2 separate regions of the Homo sapiens genome follow, and region 1 is linked to region 2. Evidence: chromatin loops called from intact Hi-C (ENCODE). Cell type or tissue: B cell. All regions are shown on one strand. Links, peaks and the distances in the headings refer to the core of each region. The heading gives the core; the rest is flanking DNA. Region 1 overlaps AFF3 (ALF transcription elongation factor 3). Region 2 overlaps LINC01104 (long intergenic non-protein coding RNA 1104).

Region 1 (8,000 bases), core at 1-8,000, 310 kb after region 2:
AAGTTAATTGGAAACTATGATTAATGGAGAAGTCTATGGGGTCACGTGGAAACTGTTTACCTTGCCACCTCTCTGTAGTCATTAAAACTCTTGAAAATGAATTTTCTTATCCTAAGAGTGTAAAACTGATGTTGTGGAGCATTTTGCACATGCCAGACACAGATGAATTCAAGACGCAGTCCCTACACTCCGGGTTTCTACAGTTTAGCTGGACAGAGATGAACAAAATTGCAATGGAGTGTGTAAGGGGCCATAGTGTGCAAGGCCCAACACCTCCCTGAGCGAAGGACGTCAGCACTGGTTGGCTGGATCCTGGCCAAGCTTGCTGTGGGGAAGTGGTCGATGTAGTGTGGGGAAGGCCATTTGCACTGATGGCCCCTGTGGAGCGGAACATTCTCATGGCTGTGTCTGTTACCCAAATAACTAGAGGATGCTCTGTGTGCAAATCTTGTTTTCTTTAATCAGCATAAAATCTGGAATGAGGAGAAATAGCTTCTGAAATGCGCTTTCTCAAAGAAGGATGAGCAGAATGAGCCACACCATCTATACCAGGAGTGTCCAGTTTTTTGGCTTCCCTGGGCCACATTGGAAGAAGAAGAATTGTCTTGGGCCACACATAAAATAAACTAACACTAACAATAGCTGATGAGCTAAAAAAAAATCGCAAAAAAAATCTCATAATGTTTTAAGAAAGTTTATAAATTTGTATTGGGCCGTATTCAAAGCCATCCTGGCCTGCATGCGTCCATGGGCTGCAGGTTGGACAAGCTTGATCTATACCATCATATATGTGATCACAGTGCTGTATTAAGGAAGGTAAATGCACCTAGTATTTGCAGTTAAAAAGTCTGTGCCATTTAACATTTTGTTTTTCAGGGTTCCTGTGGGCAGACTAGGGCACATAACAAACCTTACAATGCAGATTACTTTCACTTGTAGTATGTTGGGTTTTGGGGTTTTGTTGAGACAGAGTCTTACTCTGTCACCCAGACTGGAGTGCAATGGCACCATTTCGGCTCACTGCAACCTCTGCCTCCCGAGTTCAAGTGATTCTTGTGCCTCAGCCTCTTTAGTAGCTGGGATTACAGGAACCCGCCACCATGCCTGGCTAATTTTTGTATTTTCAGTAGAGACTGGGTTCTATCATGTTGGCCAGGCTGGTCTCAAACTCCCAACCTCAGGTGATCCACACGCCTCAGCCTCCCAAGGTGCTGGGATTACAGGCGTGAGCCACTGCACCCAGCCTATAGTATGTTTATATATGTCAAATAACTGCAAAGGAATTGTAGTGATCTCTAAACAGTACCCTATCAATAACTGTTGTTTTAAGTAGTTAATGAAAAAAATAAAGAATCCATCAGTGTTCTTCCAACACCTCAACACCAGGGCCCTTCTGGGTTTATACCCACAAAGGTCCAGCCTGTTTCTAGCCATATCGATCAATAATACCTTTTTTCTCCCTTATAAAAGATCCATATATTGTGCAAGAGAAATTGCTGTTTTTGCTATTGCTTTTAATGGCAACGCTGCAGTTACTTTTGCACCAGCCTAATTCTTTGGCTTTCCTGCAGAGAAAGCAGCTCACTTTTCTTGACATCTCCAGGGAGTGGCTTGAGCTCAATAACTGTTCCATGAATGGATGACTGTTAAGTCCTGACCCATCCCACCTGGGGCATAAACTAACCAAAGTAATGAGATGGGAAGGGGGTCCTTACATTTATTTCATCATTTTGCTAATTTTTGTCACAAATCCAACTGATTCTAGAGTCATGATAATCCATGGTTATTTAATGTCTTAAACCTATGAACCGTCTACAAGATTACAGAGTTGAAAAAAGCAAAGACTGGGTCTGTAAATTTCAATTCTGAACCTTAAGCTGGTGGTTCTCGGAACTTCAGTATGTAAGTGCTTAGACAAGTTACTGAGTTGCTCCCGGATGTGCTGTGAGAGCCATTGTAAGTGTGACTTTAAAAAAATATGTACATCTCTCAGATCTCATTAGAGCCTCATAGAAATGGAACATGTCCTTGAAAACCATGAATTGGAAAATGCATACATTTTGAGCTTGTGTTTGGGGACTAGCTCTCTGGGTCCCAGTGGTAAACTTAGCCCATTAATGGCTGATGCTTTAAAGAAATATAAAAGCCCCTAGGCTAGTCTCTTCTTCCCTCCCCCCATCTGCATAGCAGGTACCAATCTTCATCAAAGCTTTTGAACCCAAGTCTCAGATTGCCTTTGATCAGAAGCCTGGTTTGTCCCCCAGTGCAGAAATGTAGGAACTGTGTGAGAGAAAGAGAAAGAGGGAGAGAAGGAGGGAAGAAAGAGGAGAGAGAGAAAAAGAAAGGGAGGAGGAGCAGGAGAGAGAAGCCTGTCTCGCCTACTATAGAATTTTCTTCTCTCCTCTCAAAACAAGTTCCTTACACATTTGGCTGACCGCATGGTACACGTGGCTGGTGTCAGGGTTCTGTCTGAACTCTGTGATTGAGGAGACCAACCTGCAGGAGCCACTTTGAAGATGCTTACTACTGACAGGGCAGGATCCCATGAGGCAGGCATTTCAGGGCTACCTTGTCCTTGGAATTCACATTTCTTGGAGCCCTGGAAGGGGACCAGCTGTTCAGCTCTGCCTGTCTTGTGAACAGGTTGCAATCCTTAGGAAAGGAAGTATGACTTTTTGCTTCATTCTACAAAGTCTTCTTTTATAGTTTCTTGGCTGGAAGGCACAGGATTTGGATAAATTGAGTTTATCCTGTAGACCTCATCTACACAGTAAACACTCTCTTAGCCCAGAATCAGTGTTTTCTTTAAGTTTAGAGAGATGCTTGTGTACAGTTCTGTGGCAGTCTCCATCTCATCCTGAAAACACTTTATCTATTTTAATATCCCAAGACTGTCTGCTTTCCTGAGTTTGTAACACATGAAGAAGTCAGATACTCATTAAAAAAAAAAAAAGCTAAAAATTCAAAATGTATAATGGCGCATTTACCCCCAGTTCTCTTTCACTGAACATGTCAAACTGTATTTTAATGTCATGCTCATTTTCAGATATTTGTTGGCATTCTAGCCTCTTCAGTTGTTCAGAAATGCCATTTTAAAGCTCTTTTGGTTGTAAAATGCTGTACCCAAAACACATTTGCTTTAAAATTTCTCAATTGCCTTGTACTTTATTGCACTGTGAACTTGGAGTCTAAATCAAGTGAAGGCAAGGCAACGTGATGTCAGAGTGTGCTTTGTCTAAGAGGACATTTTTTGGTAAAAAGATATGTGTTGAATAAGGTTGTTTATTCAGATTATTAATATGGGAAGTCCAGGGTAACAAGAAACTAGATTCATTAATAAATAAAAATAAATAAGCACATCAACATAAAATTAAAATGAAGAAGATAAGCAGTTACTGATGAAAGGGATGATTAGGTTCTTTCTGTTGCTGGAGCTGAATTGCTCCAAAATTAATTTTATGAATTTTGATTAAGTAACGTAATGAGTCTGAATTTTCTCACCCTTGCTAAGCCTTTTTATTTTATTTTATTTATTTATTCTTTTGAGATGGAGTTTTGCTCTTGTTGCCCAGGCTGGAGTGCAATGGTGCAGTCTTGGCACACCACAACCTCTGCCTCCTGGGTTCAAGCGATTCTCCTGCCTCAGCCTCCCGAGTAGCTGGGATTACAGGCATGTGCCACCATGCTTGGCTAATTTTGTATTTTTAGTAGAGACGGGGTTTCTCCATGTTGGTCAGGCTGGTCTCAAACTCCCAACTTCACCTTGCTGAGTTTTTACTTTCATTTACGCATGCCATTTCTTAAATAATTGTCCAAAATGTATTAAACTGATGTCAATTATTCTTTTTTTACTTCTTTAAAAGTTGACTTTAATCTACAGTATTTCCTTCTAGACCTGAAAGTGTGGCTCCTGTGGTGTTTCTGTGATGTGTGAGTCGCACACTGCTGTGTAGTGTTTGTGCGGTCAGAGTTGTTATCATCAAAGGCTGCTGCCACTTCAAGAGAGTGGGTCTGAGCTCACCCTGGACTAATTTGACAGGTCCCTTAGAGTTGAGATTATAAAATTCTTCATTCAAGTGAACTGAGGTTGGGGTGGTCTCAAGACACAGCCATGGTGTTACCTTACCCAGCACATGGCCAAGACCGGCCTCCGGAGGCTGCATCTTGTTTTCTGGTTCCTTTCTGTGTTTCCTGTTGACAAATGAGCACAACTGGCCTTATTTACTGAAGTGATACGATAAAAAGAGGAACCTAACTTAGTTTACACAGATACAGTTACTGAACTTTTGAAGGAGTCTTTCATCCATGGCAGCTTTCAAGCTCCATCTGACACTGGAAAACAAAGTTTACGAGAACAACAACTTGTTCTAGTTATAGAAATGTAATTAGGTGAGTATGTGCTGTGAAGATGACCTGGAAATATCAGCTTTCCCTTGTAGTTGTCTGTGAGGACAAAGAGCTTGTATTCAAGGAACAAGTTCAAGCTTCCTTGAACTTGTATTCAAGGAAGAATCCCTGGCTTAATGTTTTATATATTTTAAAAACTTACATAATGCCATTTACCTGCTGCGTTGAGATTTTCATGAAGTTATTTAGTCTTAAACTTTAATTTCCCTTCCCATATTAGTACATCTGCCCCACAATAGCTATGTAGACTCTGAAGCATGAAACAGCCTCTGTATAAGTCTGTTTTCACGCTGCTGATAAAAGACATACCTGAGACCGGGCAGTTTACAAACGAAAGAGGTTTAATTGGACTTACAGTTCCACGTGGCTAGGGAGGCCTCACAATCATGGCGGAAGGCAAGGAGGAGCAAGTCACATCTTATGTGGATGGCAGCAGGCAGAGAGAGAGCTTGTGTAGGGGAACTCCCATTTTTAAAACCATCAGATCTCATGAGACCCATGCACTATCATGAGAACAGCACGGGAAACACCTGTCCCTGTGATTCAGTCATCTCCCACTGGGTCCCTCCCACCACATGTGGGAATTATGGGAGCTACAAGATGAGATTTGGGTGGGGACACAAAACCACCCAAACCATATCAGTCTCCCACGTGCTCTGGGGCCTCTCAGTATGTACATTCATGGTTCTCTGATTAGGACACTTAGTATTTAAAAAAATTTTTTTTAACTTTTATTTTAAGTTCAGGGGTACATGGGCAAGTTTGTTACATAGGTAAAATTACATCTTAAGGGTCTGTTGTACAGACTATTTAATCACCCTGGTGTTAAGCCTAGTAATCATTAGTTATTTTTTTCTGATCCCCTCCCTTCTTCTGCCCTCTACCCTCTGAAAGGCCCCAGTGTGTGTTGTTTCCTTCTATGTGTCCATGTGTTCTCATCATTTAGCTCCCACTTATAAGTTAGAACATGTGGTAGTTGGTCTTCTGTTCCTGAGTTCATTTGCCTAGGATAATGGCCTCCAGCTCCGTTCATGTTCCTGCACAGGGCACGATCTCATTCTTTTTTGTAGCTGCATAGTATCCCATGGTGTATATGTGCCACATTTTCTTTATCAAGTCTATCATTGATGGGCATTTAGGTTGATTCCATGTCTTTGCTATTATGAATAGTGCTGCAATGGACACATGTGTGCATGACACTTAGTACTTTTCAGAGTGCCCTGGAGAGGCCCTGTGGCTGGATTGTTTCTGACTCACTTAGAAACCTTTGGAAAATTGTTTAATTGCTCATCTCCTAAGCTTTTGACTTGAAGCAAGCTTTGGCTTGTGCAAGTAGGGGCATGATGAGAGTGGGGATATCCATAGTGCAGTTTTCACATCCTTTCCTTTAAGGAGGTAGGAGTCCAGGCTCTCAACAATTCTAGGACCACCCTACACATAGCTTATGCCCTGAGCCTGTGTGAGATTGCTGGTCTCAGTTGGAGGGGCAGTAGAAGTAGACCAGGATTGGCATCACTTGGCTGTGATGCCGCACTTCAGATTTTTTGGAGATTTACATTTGGGGGCAAAATCCTGATTGTGTTTACTTAAAAAAATTATGTTTTTTTTTTAAATTTTTAATCTGTTAACATAAGTGGAGGAAAGAAATCAGGCTTCCAGAAAGAGGTCAACAGAAGCCTTGTTAAGCATATATTGTATTTTTTAAGAGGTTGTTGAATCGTGACAGTACAGACCATACTTAATCCTCTGTAACCCCCAGGCAGGGCAGGCTTGCCCCTTGCACCAGCTCCTATGCTTCTGAAGCACTTTGCTTGTTCCACAGAACCATTAGACTCATACTCAGAGTATGAAGCAGAAATCACAATTGAAATTGTCCCTGAGGCTCCCTAAATCTCTCACAAAAAACAGCTAATCCGTATTCTAATTTACCCGGTCCTATATGTATGTATGTGTAATGTGTATGTAGAAATTAATAATGCCTGAAGTAGGTGGTTTGAGTTTGGAGGCTTTGTTATATGAAAAATTTGTATCTTTAAACAGTAGCATCCAGCTCAGTGCAGAGAAATGAGAAGCGTAAAGAACCAGTGCCTGACTGTAGGAGGTAACAGGCCCCGGGCTTCCACTCCAGTGTACTCGGGTGTGCATGCTTACTGGGGAGAAGGGCAGGTGGGAGCAATGGCACTGCTTAAATTTCTTTTGTGCTGTTGCACCCCTGTATGTGCACTTTGCACTTGCAGTCTCACTAGCTCTCTCGCTTTCCTTTCCAGGCATATATATTTAGATTCTGGTATCGTACTCATTGGTTTATGCTACAGCTGTAACCCCATGCCTGAGAGTTGCATGAGTACTGATGACTGCAAATTATTTATTTTTGTATCCTCAATTCCTTGAATAGTTGAATTGGGGCTCAATACATGTTTGCTAAATGATGATTGCATTTAACTGTGAGCAGCTTTTTCAGATATTAATCAAAATGCCTGCAAAGACTACACAGTTGCAAGGGACATCAGCTTATATCCCAACATTATTGGTTCCTGATCCATAGTTGTGAGACCTTGGTTGATTCCCTGATAGTACAGCAACTCCCTGGGAATGGAAGTTCAACTTGTTGGCTTTAGAACAACATAAGCAGTTTCATTGAACATTCACTGAATGTCTCCTCTGTGCTGAGCCCATGTCAGGGACTGGGTCTTTAATCATGTTCTTGTATGCAGCATCCCTGCACTCTACCTGCACATGACTTCTGAACAGCATGCTCTGCCCAGACAGCCTCAGTGAGGGCCAGGACTTGAACCCTGTGGAAGCATGTAAAGACATATTTCCGTGGTGGCAGAAGGCTGAGAGTTCAGCATACTGTCTGTCTTCACTTTTGAGTTGTTCTTTCATCTGCCTAAGACTCATGGCAGAGCACTCATTTCACAAACTTTCACTGAGTGCCGACTATGTGCCAGGCACTGTGCCATGTGCTGAAAGTACAAAGACTTTAATATGTAGTCCTTGACCTCAAAGAGCTCAAGAGTAATTGACAGAAATTCCTAGATCATGATCTGTGATGATGAGAATCATTCCTTAGAAGGGCTTGCATATAAACATATTTATATACTTATTTTGTAGGAAAATATCCTTAGTAAGCTTGAAAAAATAAGGATTGATCATCCATGTCAAGCCTGACATAAATTTTAATAAATCAGTGTGAGCAAAAGGAAAAAAAATGTACAATAATAATAAAATAAAACCGTAGTCATTTATACTTCATGCTGTAGTTCTAAAATAAAAATTCTCCTTTGGGGCTGGTGTGGTAGCTCACACCTGTAATCCCAGCACTTTGGGAGTCTGAGGCAGGAGGATTGCTTGAGCCCAGGAGTTCGAGACCATCCTAGGCAACATAGTAAGACCCTGTCTCTACAAAAAAATGTAAAAAATTAGCTGAACATGATGTCGCGCACCTGTGGTCCTAGCTATTCAGGTGGCTGAGGTGGAAGGACTGCTTGAGCCCGGAAGGTCAAGGCTGCAGTGAGCCATGATCAAGCCATGTCACTCCAGCCTGGGTGACAGAGTGAGACCCTGCCTCAAAAAAAAAAAAAAAATTAATA
Region 2 (9,187 bases), core at 37-8,036:
CAAGCCGAATTAGAGCTCTTTTTTTGGTCCCACAAAGAAAACGGTAACCTCAGCATCTTGGTCTCAACGAGAACTGGGTGCATGATCCCATCCAACCACAAGGGGGAAAATGAGGAAATGGGTCCTCCATGTCCTCAGACACTGGAGAACAGAAGTATACGCCAGCTCTAACGGGCACCACACATGAACAGGAGGGATTGAAACAGAAAAGGGGTTCCTCCTGATGCGTGGCATTGACAGAGCCCAGTTCTGCCTCATGCCAAGCACCATCTCGCCCCTTGATGATGGAAAATGGTTGCATGTCTTGTTTCCTGGCCCCCATCTCTGTCTTGGTACAGAGTAAAGACTTGAGCCTCCCTTCTAAAGACAGGAGTCCCGCTGAGCTGACCCACCAGCTGACAGATGAAGCCATGACATCTGCTGACCAAGTTCCCCAAGACCCCTTGAGACTCAATTTCTGAAGAGGGTCTGCTGGGAATATCCTGTCTCCATGCTCTGCCCCGCTGTTGGGACACCCTCAGCCTCTGTGGAGCCTCTTGGTCTGACAGCGGGGCTGGATGACTGGCCACCTCTTGACTGTGCCAGCACCTCTACTGCCATGTTCTGCCTGGGGGACTGGAGTTCCTTCTAGCCCTGGCAGAGGGGACTACCCCTAGGATCTGTCCCACCCCATAGCTGGAGTCCTCCCAGTCTACGGGGGTCAGCCCATATGACCAGCAGACTCCTAAAACATGAAGGCCTTTTATTTAGAGAGCTCAGTGAAGGATACGACCAGAGAAATGAGCATCAAGGCTGAGATGAGGGAGCCACACTGGGATACAGCCTAAATTAGTTTTGACCCCCCTGCAAATCCTGCCTTGTCCCTTCTCTCAGTTAACTGAAAACCCAATAGCAGTTAAGTTCAATTCAGAAGCTGAACACCAAGCCAGGCATTGTATAAACGCCTGGGACCAGCAGTGAGTAAAAGACTAAAAAACATGGCCTTTGCCCTGTGGGATTTGTCTATGGGGAAGATGGATATTAAGCAAGTGTGAAAGTATGAAAAACCTCTGTGTGTGTGGGTGGGTGTATTAGAGCTCTATAGAAGCACATACAAAATGGAGAAATTATCCTAGTCTAGTGGCTTAGGAAAGAGCCTCCTAGGAAAATGGCATTTAATATGAAACTCAAAGTACGTAACAGTGCTTGGCCAGAGAAACAAGGTGTGTGGCTTAAACATGGTCACAAGATTAAAGACACACATTAAAGGTCACACATTCTTTGCTCCTCCATTCTCTGAAAGAGTCAAATTCCTAGTCCTCATCCCCTGGATTCTGGGCTGGCCCTAGCCTTTGCCTGTAGAATGAGGTAAAAGTGACTTTCTGGGTTTTCTGAGGCTGAGTCATGAGAAGCCTTGAGCTTCTGCCCAGACCTTTCAGAAAACATGCCCGGGGAAACCAGAGGCTGCGTAAGGAGTACAGCTATCCGAGACCACCATGCTGTGAGGAAGCCCAAGTTAGCCTCGTGGAAAGGCAGCATGGAGAGAGGAATACCCAACTGGTCCCCTGCTGTTCCTGCCACCCCAGTAGAGCCCAGGCAAATGAGTAAGGAAGGCTTTGATAGTTCCAACCCCAGCCACCCTCTGACTATAACTGCGGGAGAAACCCTGAGTGGGAACCACCTATATAAGCCCAGTCAACCAACAGAATTGTGAGAAATAATAGTAAGTTATGCTTTAAACCACTGAGTTTTAGAATAATTTGTTCTACCGCTATAGACAACTGAACCAGCTCCTCAGGACCAGCTGCAGTACCTCACCCTCGGGCATAGGACAGACAGAGAGATTTTTTTTTTTTTTTGAGACGGAGTCTCGCTGTGTCACCCAAGGTGGAGTGCAGTGATGTGATCTTGGCTCATTGCAACCTCCACCTCCCAGGTTCAAGCAATTCCCCTGTCTCAGCCTCCCAAGTCACTGGGACTACTGGTGCATGCCACCATGCCCGGTTAATTTTTTTTTTTTTTTGTATTTTTAGTAGAGACAGGGTTTCGCCATTCCTAAAATGTGAAGGTGTTTCTTTTAGAGAGGTCAAGGAAGGATATGACCAGAGAAATGACCAGCAAGGCTGTGATGAGGGAGCCACCCTGGGATACAGCCTAAATTAGTTTTGATCCCCCTGCAAATCCTTCCTTGTTCCTTCCCTCAGTTAACTGAAAACCCAATAGCAATTCAGTTGAAGCTAGCCTCATGGAAAGGCAGCGTGGAGAGAGGGATACCCAACCAGTTCCCTGCTGTTCCTGCCACCCTAGCAGAGCCCAGGCAAGTCAATAAGGAAGACTTTGATGGTTCCAGCCCCAGCCACTCTCTGACTGTAACTGTGTGAGAAACCCTGAGTGGGAACTACATTTATCCAGTTATCTGTAGTGGTGTAACAAATCATTCTAAAACTCAGTGGTTTAAAGCAATAATTTATTATTATTTCTCATAATTCTGTTGGTTGCCTGGGCTTATATAGGTGGTTCCCACTCAGGGCTTCTTACACAGTTACAGTCAGATATTGGCCAGGCAGGTCTCTAACTCCTGACCTCAAATGATTTGGCTGCCTCGGCCTCCCAGTGTGGTGGGATTACAGGCATGAGCCACCGTGCCCGGCCCAGAGATAGACTTTTAATCCATCCACAGATGAACCGGGGAGAGGAGTGATTCATCAACGTTTTGAAACTGTATTTAAGTTAGTTTGGAGATGGGTGCATTAAATTTCTCCTGGGGACAAGACCTATCGTATTTAGAAAGCACCTGAGAACACTTTAGAACCAGGGATTCATGATCATGTTTTCTGAGCCGGCCATGATTATGCTGGGGAACTAACAACACATGCATGTAGCTGGATACAATGTAGATTCCTCAAAAGAAGAACCAAGGGAGGTCATAAGATTTGAGTTAAGAAATAGAGATTTCCTACTTACTCTGTGCTGATTTAGTTCACAAAAATAAGCATTTCCTCCTTGAGGTCTAAGAATGTGTGGGGCTGGGAAACATTTGGTAAGACTGTGAGGAAAAGAACTGAAAACAAAAGTTCAGAAAGAGTTGGCAGAGCACAGGGCCTGCTGGGCTCTCCTTGCATCTAGGTGGTCCCTGGGCCCTCGCGGGTGAAGGGCCCTGGCCCCGCTGGAGCCTGTCCAAGGCTGAAGGTGTGAGGTTGGGGTCTCCCAGGCCTCCTCAGAGCAGATGAATGAAGGTGGGGACAGAGGGCAGGACAGACCCTGTCCAGATAGGAATGTTCTGTCCCTGGGGCACCTGTGCCTGCATCTCTCTGCATGTTTACACCGCCTCTGCCTCCAGGTGGCACTCTGAGGCCACATCCTGCTTCTCCTGCTTTGAAACAGCCAGGCCACCCCCTCCGGCCTTCAGCCAGTGTCTTCCAGAGAGCCCAAGCCAGGCCTGTCCTTTGGGGGTGAGGAAACCTCACACAGTGCTTTCCAGAAGTGGGGGAGACAGTAGCATAGCCTCCTGCCTCCTCCAGGTCTTGGCATCTGGGTTTCTCTATTCCTGAAGAAACAGAATTCACAACTTACCCTCTTCAGCCCGTGAAACTGGAGTGTTTGTGGGAGGGCCAGGCCAGCACAGCATTTTCTGTCTTCACCCCATCTGATATTCCAGCGTCCAGTGAAGGCTGTCTCCAGAGCCTGGGGGTGCAGGAGGCCGCCTGGAGGGATTTCCCCACTCTTGTTCCCCTCCACCGCCACCTCACGTTCTTTCCATGAGGCCTCATTCGCCGGTTCCTGGAGGTCTGAGCACACATCACCCACCTTGGACAGCTGCCTCATCTCATGGGCAGCCCACACCACATCAGGCAGGAGGTGGCCGACAGCGCATCCCCAGGGCGGCCCAACGGAGGGAATTTGAGTGCATGAAGCAAGAGGACAGCTGTTCTTGCTCTGTGGGGAGTCCCTTTTCAGCTAGCACCCAGTCAGCAAATGACTCTTCTCCACAAAGAGACAGAGGATGAACCTCCTCTCTAGTTTTGGCAGCAGAGGCCATGAGATCCACGGCGAGAGGCCAGAGCTGTGCAGGCTGCAAGGGGCACCAGCTCAGGGATTCCGAACGGAGGAAGGTACTTTCCAGAGAGTACTGCAGGGTATCAAGCCTTCTCCACAGTCCCACCAGTAAAACCCCTGGGGCTCAGCCTAAACCCGATCCTAGAAATGACATCCCAACACAAGCTTTGCAGGGTAAGTAAAATCTAGAGAGGAGAAAAGGCAGACCCAGGCAATGAGAAATGCAGGTGGTCTGGACCAGCTCAGGACAGACATAGCACCTTTTCCATATGCAGTGAATGATGTTCTCATGTTTGTTGGTGTGAGGAATTGAACATTAATATCAGAAGCATTCTGTGTTACCTACAGCTGACTTTATGTTATGTTGAAGTCAACTGGATGACAAACTGTCTTTTGTCTTCATTCTAGAGCAAAGATACTAACTATTCCTTTCATTGTCTTTAGGGACACTCACGTTAATTAAAACTCTTCTGGGGTTCGTCATGAATATAGTTCTAGTTCGGGCACCCAGAGGACCCAAATGAAGCAACTGCCACACTTATGGAGCACTGCTCTGAGAAGCCATGTTCCTGCCTGGTTCTCCATGGTTATGAGCTTATAGCAGAAAATGCATAGAAACACCCTGTCTCAGCCTGATTTCCCCTAAAGTACATCCCAAGACAAGGGCTGATGGGATTGAGGTTTATTCAGGGATGCAATCCCCAACAGTAGGAGTGAGGGGCAGGAAAGAGGGCAGGGAGGATAGGCATTATGGAATTGGGCAACACAATCAGTCATAGATGCTCTCAAGAATCTTCTGAACCTGCCAATTGAGAAACCAGGGAGCACAATGACTCCCCTCTCATGCCTCCCAGGTCAAGGGGCTCCTTCCGGGGTATGAACTCTGCTGCACTCCCAGGTGACAGGGATGTGAAGCAGTTTCAGGCGCCCCACACCTGGGCATCACAGGGAGGTCCTGAGGCAGGGTACTGTCAGTTCTTCACTCCGGGGTGAAGCTGGTTGCCACCAGATGGGACCTGGTTCCTGCCCCAGTGGTGAGGCTGCAGAAGCTGGGTTGAGTTACAAGAGATGTTATCCACACAAGCACGGACCACCGTGGGGAACGGGTCAGTGTTTAGACCACAATTCTCCATAGAAAGAGTGTTATGAATAAACAATGACTAGTGTAGCTTGTAGTCAAGTCCACAAACACCTTGAGCCCCCTTCTGAGTAAACTGTCCTGGGAAAAACATCAAGGCTCTTGCGTTGAAAGTCAACAGAAAAGGAATCATCTGGAGTAGAATAGTATGTTTAATGTTCATCATGGATGCTGGCGCTTGAGGAAAGCAGGCTTCCTTGGAGAAAAGGAATGAGGTCGTTAGAGACAGCACTGAGACTGAAAGGTGCTTCTGGGTCTGTTCCAGAACTTTAGAAATGGAAGGCCCGGGAGCATCATTGCATTGACCTCCCCAGCAAAACACGGGTGTGGTGTGTGCTTTTCCTCAATACACTATGATCACCAACGCCACATCCACATTGTTCGCCCCTGATTTTGGTTAGTATTTAGCTCCCAAACAGAAGGAAGAGAGGGATGGAAAATGGAAAGAGATTTTCCTGGAGAAACTCCTTTGAGTCACAAGAGAATGAGAAGGAGGAAGAGATTAGAGAATAAAGATGGGCGCGTGTGAGGGAGGATGCCTGCGGGATGCCTGTGCGATGAACTAGCTCTGCACATCACTCACTGGTCACTAAAGACAAGAGGGCCATGGTGGAGGATGGGAGGTGCATGGCACAGACTGGCTCCTCTCAGAAGGATGGGCGGAGTGAGGAGGAAGCCAGCCATCAGGAGTTGGTAGGAGGGGACACCGCTGACCCCAGGAGCTGGGTTGCTGCCGATGATGGGGCTAGCACGGTGCAGGGCCGAGGACCAGGGCAGCGATTGTTTGTGTGAATGGAAAACATGTTGTTTCTTAGGAAGGTGGTGCAGGCCTTGGGAACTCCAGTGGCTAGTTTGCATTTTTTAAAATGTTATGCTAATAATATGTCACTGCCACGGAGAAAAGGCTCTGGTCTTCTGTGGAGTCCGGATTCTATCCCTGAACTGTTCTTGCAGGTAAAGATTTATATAAAATGCTCAGAGGAGGCTGTAATAGACTTCGAGACATATTTCATAATATTTTCTAGCATGCCACTTGATGTCACAGGCAGATTTATGAAAAGGCAGTATTTATTATACAATATTCATGTTTTATTAAATCTGATTACATTGCAGGAAAGAGAGAGTAGTGATGGCAGCCTCCAGGCTGAGCTGGGGCTGAGTCCCCCGCCCCTACCTGACGCCAGGATGAGGACCCAGACATCGCATTGTGGGCTCTCAGCTCTGTCAACGTCTTCCTCAGATAACCTGGGTGGAGGGGGGTGGGCATCCCTTGCCTCTTCTGACTCTCACTCTGTAGGAAAAGAACCGTGCTTGCCCCTCTTCCCACCTGGACAGGCAGGCAGTGGCCTGAGCAGAGTATTAATAACACATGGGGAGACAGAGGACCTCTCTCTTACCTGTGGGAGAAAGGAGCCTGGCTGGCTATCCAGCCTGCAGCCTGAAGCTTCTCTAAGGAGCCACACAGTGCGGAATTTATCCCCGGGGCTCAGCGCTCCCAGCTCCCCAGCCAACCTGCCCTCCTTGGAAACCTGAGAAGATTCACTTCAAACAGGCCTCCCTGGGCCAAGAATCAAATTGGCCTGGCTCCCCTCTGATCTCCGGGAGTCTGTGAGCAGGGGGTCCCGGCAGCTGGAGTAACTCAACCCCTGCACAACCCAGGTTCTTTTCTTTTCCTGGACAAGATTTATGCGGCAGGGTTTAGTCTTTACCGCAGATAGACATTCCCAGGAGAGGCCCTGAACTCCCCTGTACCACAGCCCCTCAGTCCCTGCAAGCTAACTGGAAGATGGGCTTTTAGATGAAGTTGGGTTGATACCCAAGGAAAAGAGAATTTGTATGAGATTGAGGAATCGCTTTGCACAACTTGATGGACTGTGCTGACCCTTGGAGGGGAGGAAAACAAGGGGCTTTGTCAGCTGCGACAGTGTGAAGGAGTCAAGGCTTAGGCTCTGGAGATAAGAAAAAACAGATTTGAGCCCCGGCTACCTTGTGTGCTGCCTTGTGTGACCTTTGGCACTAACATCCTCTGTCTCAGTTTTCCTACCTGTATAACAAGGAGGGGAACAACCTCGTAGGGTTGCTGTGAAATAATGAATATTAAGCACAGCCCTGGCACAGAAAAAGAAGTCAATAACTGTTAGCCATTATTGAGAGGTCATTTAGTTAATTCATTTAAAGCCACAGAGCCAATGGCTTTGCTGTTGTTTGATACAGGTCATTACTGACCAGTGGACAGTGTTCCCATACAGAGGGGTGTCACCCAGGAAATGATGGGGGAACAGAGAAGCAGGCCCTGGCTGTCATCAGTCCCCACCCAATGCTAGGTCTACACTGGCCAATGCTTGAGCGCTAAGGATGTTAGAGTTAGGAGGGGGTGCCAAGTGATGTGAAATAATGAAATATCTTGTGCACAAAGCATCCCCGTGTGTCTGGGGGCTGCAGACATTTGCCGCAGGAGGGCTGTGCCTCCCGTGGGTGCAGCTCTGCACTTCTCCACCGCGGGACCTAAGAACATGCTCAGGCTGCAGTGAATGCCCTTTTATTTACCTGGCGATGTCAGCTCCAGACAGCCTGGGCCTGGCTGCTGATCTGAATCCTAATCAGCTCCTCACATCTCCCTTTCTTTAAGGACCCTGGGATGCTAATCACATCCCCAGGGAGGGGCTGCCGCTCTGTGAGCATCTGCAGTGGATGCAGGGCGGGCCTCATTCAGCCTTTAGGCAGTGGCCAGGGAGAAAAAGGATTTTTTAACTTTGCTGACAGTTTCAATTAAAAAACAAAATAGAATAAAGACTTGTGTCTGTTGGCCATACTGCAGTGACATTTGTATTTTTTAAACAATTATTCAAAATTACTTTCTATGCAACCTCCATTTTAGTTTGTCTTTAAAGTTGCCCTTGTCTATTGATGTGTAACTCAGTGCCCCCAAGAAATTGTGACAACAGCCCTACACCTCACTCTAGGTTTCCCATACACACTCTCAGGGTTGTATTGGAGGAACTCCTTTTCTATACAGATACCCTGAGAAAGGACCAGGACTGTTATAAGAAGGGTTTTAATATCCTTGGAATTGAATCCAGCCCTTCTTTCATTGAGTGTATATGTGCTACGGCACAGCTGGGTGGAAGAGGCCCTGCCCTCAGGGGCTTCCACTCAAAGTGAGATGCTACATGGCTTCAGCCTTTCCTGCTGCCTGGAGCTCTGCTGGTCAGCTCTCCCTGTTGGACACCCACCCCCTTCCCCAGCAGATAGTGCTGGAGTGCATCGTAAGAAAGGAGGTGACACATCTAGGGAGGAGGTTGTGGGAGGGGAGGCCCGTGGCTCTGTGACACTCATGCCCCCAGTGGACGTCTGCCCTGCACTGCGCCTGTCACCCGGCCCCTGGGAGACGGTAGATAATGACTGCAGGGACTCCTGGGGAAGTCTCCCTTCCCACCGCTACATTTATTCCATCAGAGTTTTTTTTTTGTTTTGTTTTTTGTTTTGTGTCTGTGTGTGGGGGTGTTTTTTTGCCTAAGTCTAATTAAGTCTAATTGGTGCAGTCATTATGTCAGAGTGAATGTTATTATTTTAGTCAAAAGCAGTAAACTAGAAAAGACAGTCTGTACGACAGCTTTCCTCTCTGTTCCATGGCTAAGGTTTTTAGGAGAGGCCCAACAAGACCTGACCGTTTACAGTTGTCATCAACTCAGACCTTCCAGGTCCCCAGAGAACAAATAGAAAACGGACCTGTTGAGTTTTGCCTCCCATAATCTTAAGTGAAGCTGTGAAAGTTCGCATATCTAGACTACGTCTACCTAGAGAGGGAAGATAGCGCTGCATTCCTTTCCTCCTAGGAGTTGCTTGTCTACCCGGTGGGATTCCTCACCGTTGAGTGCTGAACGCAGCCAACGGGAGGGCAGTGTGCATTTGTTGAATGAATGAATGAAATATTCAGCATCTGTGTGTGTGACACACTGTACCATGTTAGTGCTGCACGAAGCAAATTAAACACAAGCCTCACCTTTGGTGAGC

What was found. Peaks named below come from ENCODE experiments on the same cell type or tissue, not always from the same donor. Only the 100,000 strongest peaks of a DNase experiment are listed, where the experiment ranks them.
Region 1: it touches region 2 in a loop (4-fold over the local background); 2 of 110 quality-filtered maps call a loop at or near these places.

Annotation. Positions count from the first base shown.
Region 1 is chr2:99,924,872-99,932,871 of GRCh38, reverse strand. The region is part of intron 7 of AFF3 (ALF transcription elongation factor 3); the gene reads left to right. Among named protein-coding and RNA genes, the nearest start is that of AFF3, 210 kb to the left of the region's middle. In B cell, for the core only: no CTCF peak of the experiment used is centred there; DNase peaks (open chromatin) are centred at 4,241, 4,641 and 4,951; H3K4me3 peaks cover 1,174 bases; H3K27ac peaks cover 5,699 bases.
Region 2 is chr2:100,237,251-100,246,437 of GRCh38, reverse strand. The region is part of intron 1 of LINC01104 (long intergenic non-protein coding RNA 1104); the gene reads right to left. Among named protein-coding and RNA genes, the nearest start is that of LINC01104, 34 kb to the right of the region's middle. In B cell, for the core only: CTCF peaks have their summits at 62, 3,089 and 3,293 (motif pointing right); DNase peaks (open chromatin) are centred at 97, 687, 1,567 and 3,327; H3K27me3 peaks cover 206 bases.